2 separate regions of the Homo sapiens genome follow, and region 2 is linked to region 1. A link is a loop called in an ENCODE intact Hi-C map of the cell type or tissue named here. Cell type or tissue: PC-9. All regions are shown on one strand. Each heading gives the region's core, and the rest is flanking DNA. Links, peaks and the distances in the headings are about the cores only. Region 1 has its middle 63 kb from the start of MIR4499. Region 2 overlaps LOC105370102 (a long non-coding RNA gene).

Region 1 (5,340 bases), core at 341-5,340:
TTTTTTTTTTTTTTTTTTTTTTTAAAGTTCCATACCAAAATGTAGGCCTGTGGATGCTGATGGAACTCCAGGTAACACAGTGCCCAAAGTAGGCGTTTGTGTGCTTAGGTTACCACTGGGTCATAAAACAGCCACGTGGCAACTCCAGCCTTGGCTCGGGAGTTTGGTATAAGAGGAAAGTTGGTGGCTTTGCATTGGGTGCATGTTCATGTTTCGCCTGGATCATATCATTGTTCATCTTCCCCATTGAAGGCCCACCCCACAGGTAGTTTTTGCACTTTTTGATCTTGGCACCAGCAAAGCTGTTGCACGTGAGACACAAGCTTTAAGGTGGGAACCTGACGTAGGTCTTCAGTGGCCCAAATCAGGAAAGGAGTCGCTTCCCTGACCCGGGCACAGTTAAATAGATCCACAGCCCAGTGTGGACAACTTACTCTAGTTGACAACATGTGGTGGAGAAAAGGCCAAGGTTTCCTGAACAGCATATCTCTTCTAGAAAGAGCAATACTTCCTAAAAGTGCTGAGGTTGCCACAGTTGAAAAGTTCAGAAAAATGAAATTCAAGTGTAAATTTGTATGAAAGAGAGGGAGAAGGGTTCTTCCAGGAACCATTCAGAAAATGATGAGATAAATCACAGACTGAGAGAAAGTAGTTGCAGGACACATAATCTTCCAAGGACTTCTATCCAAAATATTTCAGAACTCTTACAAATCTCATAAACAAGCAAGCCATTAAAAATGGAAATTCAGAGGCTGAAGAGAGACAATCACTTGAAGACAGGAGTTAGAGACCAGCTTGGGCAACATAGTGAGACTCTATCTCTAAAAAAAGTTTTAAATAAAAGTTTAAAACAATTTTAATTTAAAAAATTGGAATCAGAAAATAGAAGAAGATATACATATGGCCAAAAAGCACATGAAAAGATCCTCAACATCATCATCAGAAAATGTTAATTACCATGTTAGGGTATCTTCATATCCACTAGAATGGCTAAAATTGAGAAGATCAGTGTATTAAGTGCTGACAAAGATATGGAGCAACTGAAACTCTTTTTTTTTTTCCAGACAGGGTCTCGCTCTGTTGCCCAGGCTACAGTGCAATGGCACAATCATGGATCACTGCAGTCTCAACCTCCTAGGCTCAAGCAATCTTCCCACATCAGCCTCCTGAGTAGCTGGGACCACAGGTGCGCACCACCAGACCCCACTGATTTTATTATTTTTACTTTTACGGAATCAGGGTCTCTGTATGTTGCCAGGACTGGCTAAAACTCTTACATCTTGCTGGTAGGAATAGAAAATGGTACCCCCATATTGAAAAACAGATTGGCCACTTCTTATAAACATAGACTTACAATACCGTTCATGTGTTCCATTTCTAGACATAGTAATAAAAACATGTTTGCATAAAAAGACTTGTATGCAAATATTCACAGAAGCTTAATTCACAAAAACCAACACTTGGGGGTTAAAAATAAAATTGCCCAGATGTCCATCAACAGGTGAATGGAAAAACCGTGGAATGTTCATACAATAGAAACTCTACCGCTCAGCCGTAAAAAAATGAACTTGACACACACCCACATATGATGACTCTCAGAAACATCACTCTGAGGGCAAAATAAGCTGGACACAAAAGAATTCATGCCGTATGACAACATTGACATGAAGTTCTAGAGTTGGCGGAACTAATCTCTGGTGATAGAAATCAGATAAGTCGTTGCCTGGGGCAGGGGTTTGGAGGGAAAATTGCAAAGAGCACAGGAGAACCTTATGTGGAAATGTTCCATGTCTTGATTGGCATGGTGGTTACGCGGTTGTACATATTAGTCAAAATTCACTGAAGCATACACTTAAAATGTGTGCATTTTATTGCATGTAGCTATACCTCCACAAAGACGGTTAACTCACACACAAAGAACTTCTTCAGAATTAGTCACCTGTGGACTACTCTGTCACGCATTGGCAGGTCTTCATGTGGCTGTCACAGAAATCGGTTCCAAGATTTAGCAACCACACAACCATAATAACACTGAACAGGACTCATTTTTATTGGGTTTTGATATACTCATCTTGGAAGTCAGGAAGTTACTTTGAATTTTCAACAGATTCTGAATTTAACCTCAAAAATACTTTTAAGCGTAACTTTGTATTTTCCATGCAGTGGTGCTATGCCTTGGAGAAACTACTGATTTGGTGTCAGTTCCCCAGAAAAGAGCATTTTAAAAAGAGAAAGACAGCCTGATCAACATAGTGAGACCCCATCTCTACAAAATATTTTTTTAAAATTAGCTGGGCATGGTAGTTCACGTCTATAATCTCAGCTACCAGGGAGTCTGAGGCAGGAGAATCTTTTCATCCCAGGAATTTGAGGCTGCACTGAGCTACAACAGTGCCACTGCACTCCAGCCTAGCGACAGAGCAAGACTGTCTCAAAAAAAAAAAATCAGTAAAAACAAAAGAAGAAAAATGTAAGGTATTGCATTACAGAGCTGTGCATGATCAACTTTTTGCTTCAGTTTACATAGCATTTTCTATTTGAAACAATGCTTTGAAAATATCTACAAATGCCAGGTTATCAGTCTGTCATAATTTTTTTTAAAAAAGAAAGAGCTAAGAACACTCAATTCTCTTGATCATGATCCAGCCAAATCAGGCTCACACATATCCTGCCGTGTGTTCAACTTCCTTCTGTTCCTGCCCTTTCACCACCAAACAAGAAGGTAGTCAATCCAGAAAGGGTGTATCATGTTTTTTAGGAATCTCATCTTATTTTTTCACCAACCCTCACAAATCACTCCAAAGGTAAATATGACAGGGAATTACAGAAAGGTAGTTGTGAAAAGGTAAGTATGGCCAGGAAATTCCAAGGTGGCCTGAGAGACAACTGGGCTGTGGCTGTGACTCAGCTCCAGTTGCAGAAGTACCTGTTTTACTCTGTGGAGGATGTGTCTGTGCTGTGTGAACAGTGCCATCCCCCTTCCCTTCTCTTCTAGGCACTACCCCCACCAGGAAGCCCATCAGACAATGGCCCAAGCACATTCCGATGGACAAGTTTGAGGCTCAACAAATTCATTGTCAACAACTAGGAAGATGGAATAAAAATCAGATGTCCAAGTCTAGATTGGCGAGTTGAAATAAAAACAATCCTATTACACATCACCCAATGAAAAAAAATTACCCAAGCCATGGTCTACCCAGCATTTTTGTTCATTGTGCGAGGTGTTTGGCAAAGTGTACCAAGATTTTTAAAAATTCCTATCAATTTACCAACTACTTCCTCTTCTAGTAATTTATCCTAAGTAAATCAGTAGAGATTTACTTAGGTTCATGTACAAAATATCCTATGCAGAATATTGTCTATTGACAGTATCCCAACTATCCGACAATATGGATAATTGTAAAATAAATTATACCAATAAGATAAAATACTATTCATGCAAAACTAAATGTGTGGTCTTCCCCTCTGAACCTGTCCTCCCCAATGCATGGCAATAAAGTATAGTGCGTACACTGTAGTTCTGAAGTTAGACTGACTACACGCAAATCCTGGCTTTGGAACATTCTAACTGTGTGACACTGGACATTTACTTAACTTACCTAAGCCTCGGTTTTCTCTTGTGAAAATAATAAGGCTACCAGAGAATTCAGTAAAATAATTAATGAAAAATGCTGACACATAATAAAGGCTCAATAAATGTTCCATGGTGAACAGCTCTATGAAAACCTATTTCCAAAGTCCAAAGAAGCTGAGGGGACAAAGAAAAAGGCTGACACATCCGATTTCTCAGTAAGAAATGTTTAACAGGGACTTGCAAACAGAAGCCCTGTCCCCAGAGGCTGTGGGATGAGTTGGTGGATTTCTGAGCCATTACCCTGCAGACCCAGAGCTTATGTACCACAGGTGAGGAATGTGTAAGACAGGCGAAGTGGACCCCTGAGAGACAGGTAAGAATTCTATTTGAATCTGCCTAAAGGCAGGATTTCTGATCAAGATCATTTTGACCTAAGAGCAGGATTTACAGTAACAGTAAAGTAGAGATCTCAGAGGCATTCCCAGAACACAGGTTAATCGGAAGTCCACATAGCTGATTCGCATCCAAGATGGAGTAGCTTTAGCCTCCACAGAGTTGCTGCTGGTAACTTTGGTTACACACAGAAATCACCTGGGATACTTTAAAAATACTGCTGCTTGGCTTCCATACCCAGAAATTCTGATGTAACTTGTCTGAGATGGAGACTCAGCATCCAGATCTGTCAAAGCTCCTCTAGTAGGTTCTGATTCTAGTCATGAGAGAGTCACTCACTTGTACTGAACATTAGTCCTGCTAACAGCAATTACAAACTCTTCTCAGAATATAATCAGCAACCGTTTGAAGACACAAGAAACCAACCCAAAGCAGGCACAAACCTCATCCTTGACAGAAAAGGAGCACATTAACCAGCTCCACATTTAACCGGCTTTCCCTGGAGGACGCTATCCAGCAAGGCAAAATAGGCAGTCAAGCAGGAAGTAGTGATGTTATTGGGCTAAACAGACACGGATTGAAGTTCAGAGCTGCCATCCCATCTGGAAATTGAACAGCAAAATCCCAGAAAGCAGGAAGAAAGAAGGAAACCACCAAACTAGTGTAAAATTCCCCTAGGTCCTTGGCTGACTTATGAACTGTGCAGAGTACATGAGGAGACACCCAGGAGCCCAGCAGAAAGCAGCAACTTGGAAGCCAAAAAGCTGGATCTCAGCAGGTACCTAGTGCTTAGAGTTCTGGGTTCGAGTCCCACTTAGTTAGACAGGCTTTGACAAACACTACAGGCTCTCCCTGAAAAACTAGCAGGACCACACCTTAGGAGTAAGAACCACATCCCAAGACTAAAGGCTATGACCCAGGATCATGACAAACCCAAAGAACAAACCCTAAATCCAAGCTTTCACAAGAGCTACAGAACCTGCCAGCAATGTAAGTGCCTGCCGGAACAAAACAGCACATTGTAAAGGAAGGTAATGTAATTCAGTCTCCACAACAAATCCACGGTTCCCAAAACAATAATAACTTTCTAAAAAGACACTAGACAAGCACAAAAACAGAAAATGTGACCCATAATCAGGATAAAAGAAACAGACCTGTAGATCACCTAGATGTTGAATTTAGCAGACGAGCAATTTAAAGCAGCTATTATAAATATGTCAGCAGCTATTTATTATAAATATGTCAGGTGGCCGGGCTCGGTGGCTCATGCCTGTAATCCCAGCACTTTGGAAGGCCAAGGTGGGCAGATCACCTGAGGTCAGGAGTTTGAGACCAGCCTGGCCAACATGGTAAAACCCCATCTCTACTAAAAA
Region 2 (5,366 bases), core at 1-5,000, 49 kb before region 1:
TATTGATTCTGTTTCTCTGAAGAATGCTGATTAACACATTTCCCTAAACTATCTCCTGGAGAATGTCACCTTATTTCATTTAAGTAATTCTTATTCAGTCCTACATCCCCAAATGCTTCAGAAGCACCCTGATTTTTGTTTGTTTGTTTGTTTTTGAGATGGAGTCTCGCTCTGTCACCCAGGCTGGAGTGGAGTGGCACGATCTCAGCTCACTACAAGCTCCGCCTCCTGGGTTCATGCCATTCTCCTGCCTCAGCCTCCTGAGTAGCTGGGACTACAGGTGCCCGCCACCGTGCCTGGCTAATTTTTTTGTATTTTTAGTAGAGACGGGGTTTCACTGCATTAGCCAGGATGGTCTCGATCTCCTGACCTCGTGATCTGCCCGCCTTGGCCTCCCAAAGTGCTGGGATTACAGGTGTGAGCCACCGTGCCCAGCCCAGAAGCACCCTGATTTTTAGTGTACATAATTATGAGGAATTAGCTTAGTTCCATAAAATTTAAACAAGATTAGAATGATTAGGTGATTGAAACCTCAGCGCAAATGCTGTCTGCACTCAGCTTGAAGACAGGCATGTCTCTGAGACAGGGAACAATCCAGTTGTAATCCCTGGGCACAATTCACAGAAGAGAGTAATTGAATCAGTGTATCATGCTCATCATCCACCCCAAGGGAAGCCTCAGCATCACAGTATCCAAAGGAACCCAAAGGTAAGAAAAGAAGGAAAAGCCGAAGTGACTGCGCCTCTCACAGCAAACAAGAACACCACATTCTGCAGCTGTATTAACTGTGGATACCATTTGTGTACATGCTTCCTGTAATCCCAAATAGCAGGTGCCAACCTGTTTTCTTGGGTTGGAAATATTAGCCCCTGAAGCCAGTTGTGTGTGGTCATGGTTATGAGCGTGATTTCTGCAGTTGGATGCACCACATCCATATTCAGTGCTGCAGGGATCACCATCTATGCATGGAAGAGACTGGGTACCTGGTGGCACTTGGATAATAAGCACACATGCTATAGAGACAGCAGCAAGTGCATTTCAAAGCACTTTTGTATCTATTATTTAAAAAGTGGTGGACTTGTTTGTTGCATATATGCTGAGGAATGTTTACATGTACATTTCAAACCCAGTTTTCTAATTGTGCAGTCTTAATTTCCTAGTTAATTTCACTTTACAGATAAGAAGCTCTGGAGACATGGCCTTTCCGGTTAAAGACACAGAGCCCAGGCACTGCCCACGGCTTCCTCCACACTCATGCTGCTTTCCCTTAGGTAAGACAAACCTCACCAAAGCTGAGACTGGCTCAAGAAACGGGGAAGCCTAATGCTTGTAAACATTCCCTTAATTGGAAGCATTAGGCACCAAAATTCTTCCTAAAAAATATGTAAGCCCCAAGAATGAAAGGGCCATGGTTAGCACAAACCGCACCTCCTGAGCCCAGCAAAACCCAACAGGCACAGTGCAGCACAGCCTGGGCGGTCTCTCAGGTGAGTCTCTGCCTCGCTCTTGCCCTGTCTGTCACCTCATCTCTGCCAAGTCTGAAAATCCTGAGCTCCAGGGACTGTGGGAACTTCACTAGACATGTGTGAACAACTCTACATTCTGATCCGTAGCGTCTCCCTAATGATGCACATCTAGGAAGGAGAGGGAGGGAGAGGGAGCGTGTGCATTCCTTGGAGCAACGAGGACAGCCTAGTGATTTGCAAACTCTTTGCGGCCTCCTGGTGGGCTTCAGAATCAATTTGTGAGTCCCAACCAGAATTTTCTACATAATTAGAATAAAACAGAGTTAAGATATGAGTGCATCGTATGTTGCAAGATACTGTTTTGTAAACGTTGTTTCAGATATTTGTGAGTGCACATGTGTGTGTGCAGTAATGGGTCACAAAATATATTTACTCTGGGTCATGTTTTAAGAGGGCTAGAAGGCAACACTAACATAGGATGGTTGGAAGATGGTCAGGCTCAGAACATCAGATTTTGCCTCCTTCCAGGGTACCACTTTTATCAAGTCACACATTCCTTCCCGCTCTGCTTTTGTGTTTCTCAATCGCTATCCAAATTTGCGCAGAAGTCAGGAATCACGTGGGTAAAGATTTAAGCTGTACTTCTGTGTTAATTAAGCACGTTGAAGAAGAGGTGCTCTGGGGGAACGTGGAGAAGGTGGGTAGCGAGGGCTCCAGGGGCTCAGAAGGTGGCCTCGAGGGGCTCTCATCTGCCATCCTTGTGAGGGAGAAAGTCCTAAACCAGTCGTAACATTGCCAGAACAAGGGGTCCCAATCCAGACCTCCAAAGAGGGTGCTTGGATCTCTCATGGGAAGGAATTCAAGGTGAGTCACAAAGTGCTGTGAGAAGAGAGAGTTTTTTGGAAGTTACGCAGATACAGAGTAGGGTGTCCTCAGAAAGCAAGAGGAGGAACTGCCTCGTCTTTAAGTTTTTCTTACATAGGAGTCCTCTCTATGTAAAGACAGAGCTAAGCTGTGTCTCTATGTGGGTGGGCTGACAGCGTGACAAAATTTATTATTCTGTTGATTTAAAGAAAACTATACTCAATATTTTAATGTGTAAGTACATCAAGTCATAATTATAATTATCTTGAAAGCATATATTGTTATGGGTATTGGGACCTCTGGACTTTTCGTTGTCATATGATTGTATCCTTGCAGGTATCTTTAGGCTGTTTCTTCAACTGTAAATATCTTATGACTGTGGGTCGTGACCGGCAAGGAATGGAGTTGGTTTTTAAAATGGTGTCACCCTGGCTCTTCTATGCTCCTGTTTCCCTAACAGTAATAGCCCAGCCATTCTCTCCCATGTTCTCCTCTGCCCTCAACTTCAGAATGAAGTCAATTTTTATTTCAGCCAAAATAGGAGGATTCTATTCTGTCTGTTGAGGTCTGCTGTGGTCTAATGATGTTAATAACCAGTGGCTGGGCATGATTACACGACGAGGATTCTAAATCCTGTTTCATGTTTCCCTCTGGGCCCACTGGCTATATGACCCCTTAAATGTTTACCGTGATTGCAGGAGGCCCTGGCTAACATAGGGTCGTTAGTGTCAGAACTGAATTAAATTGTAGGACATGCAGGTGGTGACTGCAGAGAATTGGAGCATTGCTTGGAGTGAAAACCAAGCCCACATATTTGGTGTCAAAAGTGTTATACAAGTAGAAAAACAGGTTCTCTTTAATGGAATATTATTCAGCCGTATTAAGGAATGAGGTTCAGACCCATACTACAGCACATATGAATCTCCAAAATATTGTGTTTAGTGAAATAATATAGACACAAAGGACAAATACTGTATAATTGCACTTACATGAGGTGCCTGGAATAGGCAAATCCATAGAGACAGGCAGTAGAATCATGGTTGCCAGGGGCTGGGCGGGAGGGAGAATGGAGAGTTAGTGCTTAATGGGTACAGAGTTTCTGTTTAGAGGTGATGAAAACAGTTTGGAAATAGTGGTGATGATTGTACTATATTGTGAATGTATGTAATGCCACTCACCGAACACTCTAAAGTGTTTGAAATAGCAAATTTCTATTATACGTATTTTACCATAGTTTTTAAGTTAATTACCATAGTTTTTAAAAGTTAATAGGATAATATTCCCTGAACCACTATACACTTTAGATTGGTACACTGTGTGGCATGTGCATTATATCTCAATGAAGTTGTTAAAAACAAGATTTAAAAGCAGAGATTGGGTAAAGTAAAGGTTTGCTCTGTGCTGAGCTGTGTGGCATGTGGACCTGTTTTCCCAGGAGGGAGCACTCCTGGGGTTTTGGCCGCAGCTGCACATCAGCCCCCTGTGCAGAGGAGGTATGGTGTGTGATCTGGAGATTAGCTGTTTCTAGTGCAGTATTTACATTTAAAGACATTGCTGAGTTAGGCAGAATTTTCTATATCCATTTGTATTTTGCTTGGCATTCACTTTCTTACAAAAATGGACAATCAAGACAAAGAAAACAAAAGGTCCAATTACTACTCTTCATTTCACCCCAAAGCAAAACAATATTAGTTTTCAATTTTTTTTTCCCATAGAAAGCAATAACAGTCCCATACTACCTCCTCTTCCATGAAAGTAGTGCTTGAGATGCCCCAAGGAAAAACCATTCTTTCCAAAGATGAAAGACTTTGTACCTGTCAGGTGAAGAGATGGAATAAATGCCACTCCTAGTGGGTGTGGGACTTGTGCAGCCCCTGGTCCCCAGTTATCTGCTTATCAGAATGTGGTTTGCATATCACCTTTAGCGGAATTCCTTGGGATGCTTGTAATTCTGGGGGAGATGTCTGGAGTCTGCATTTTTAGCCAGTACTCCTATGACTTAGGCACAGTAGGGAACCACTGGTGCCATTCCTTCCTTCCTTTCTTCCTTCCTTCCTTCCTTCCTTCTTTCCTTCCTTCCTTCCTTCCTCCCTCCCTCCGTCCTTCCCTCCCTCCTTCTTTCTCTCTTTCTTTCTTTCTTCGGAGTCTCACTCTGTCACCCAAGCTGGATTGCAATGGTGTGATCTTGGCTCACTGCAACCTCTGTCTTCTGGGTTCAAGTGATTCTCCTGCCTCAGCCTGCTCAGTAGCTGGTATTATAGGTGTGCACCACCACACCCAGCTAATTTTTTTGGATTTTAGTGGAGGGGTTTCACCACGTTGAGCAGGCTGATCTTGAACTCCTGGCTTCAAATGATCCACCCGCCTCAGCCTCCCAAAGTACTTGGATTACAGGCGTGAACCACTGCGCCCTGCTGCAATGCTTTTGCTTTCCGTATACAAGGAGGGGTTGCAGGCTTGACTCTAAAATGATTGACTTTATGGAGGACCGTCTCATGTCTGGATGGTAAGTGATAGGGGAGGGGGCAACCCTAAATGGGATCCCAATGACTTGATGAAAGACTGGAAGATGAGACACTTTCAGGTGTGCATAATGGAAGACTTACGTAGGACTAGGACCAAGCCTCTCAATTATACTAAGTTGTCCATGATTGACCAGGGATTTGATGAAAATCCCACTGCCTTCCTAGAAAGGTTAAGAGAGGCCTTGGTAAAGCACACCTCTCTATCTCCTGATTCAGTCAAGGGACAGCTAATCCTAAAGGATGAATTTGGCTGGGCATGGTGGCTCATGCGTGTAATCCCAGCACTTTGGGAGGCTGAGGTGGGAGGATCACCTGAGGTCAAGAGTTTGAGACCAGCCTTGTCAACGTGGTGAAACCCTGTCTCTACTAAAAATACAAAAAAAATTAGCTGGGTGTGGTGGCAGGTGCCTGTAATCTCAGCTACTCGGGAGGTGGAGGCAGGAGAATTGTTTGAATCTGGGAGGCAGAGGTTTGCAGGGAACCTAGATCGCACCATTGCACTCCAACCTGG

What was found. A loop is a pair of places that touch in the nucleus more often than their neighbours do. Peaks named below come from ENCODE experiments on the same cell type or tissue, not always from the same donor. Only the 100,000 strongest peaks of a DNase experiment are listed, where the experiment ranks them.
Region 2: a loop joins it to region 1, with 7 times the contacts of the local background. A loop is called at or near these places in 1 of 110 quality-filtered maps.

The regions. Positions count from the first base shown.
Region 1 is chr13:20,368,321-20,373,660 of GRCh38, forward strand. No RefSeq gene overlaps it. Among named protein-coding and RNA genes, the nearest start is that of MIR4499, 63 kb to the right of the region's middle. In PC-9, for the core only: no CTCF peak of the experiment used is centred there; a DNase peak (open chromatin) is centred at 2,881; H3K27ac peaks cover 3,396 bases.
Region 2 is chr13:20,319,565-20,324,930 of GRCh38, forward strand. LOC105370102 (a long non-coding RNA gene) reads left to right here. Exons shown (of 3, transcript XR_941720.2): 2 at 1,178-1,271. Among named protein-coding and RNA genes, the nearest start is that of GJB6, 90 kb to the left of the region's middle. In PC-9, for the core only: no CTCF peak of the experiment used is centred there; no DNase peak of the experiment used is centred there.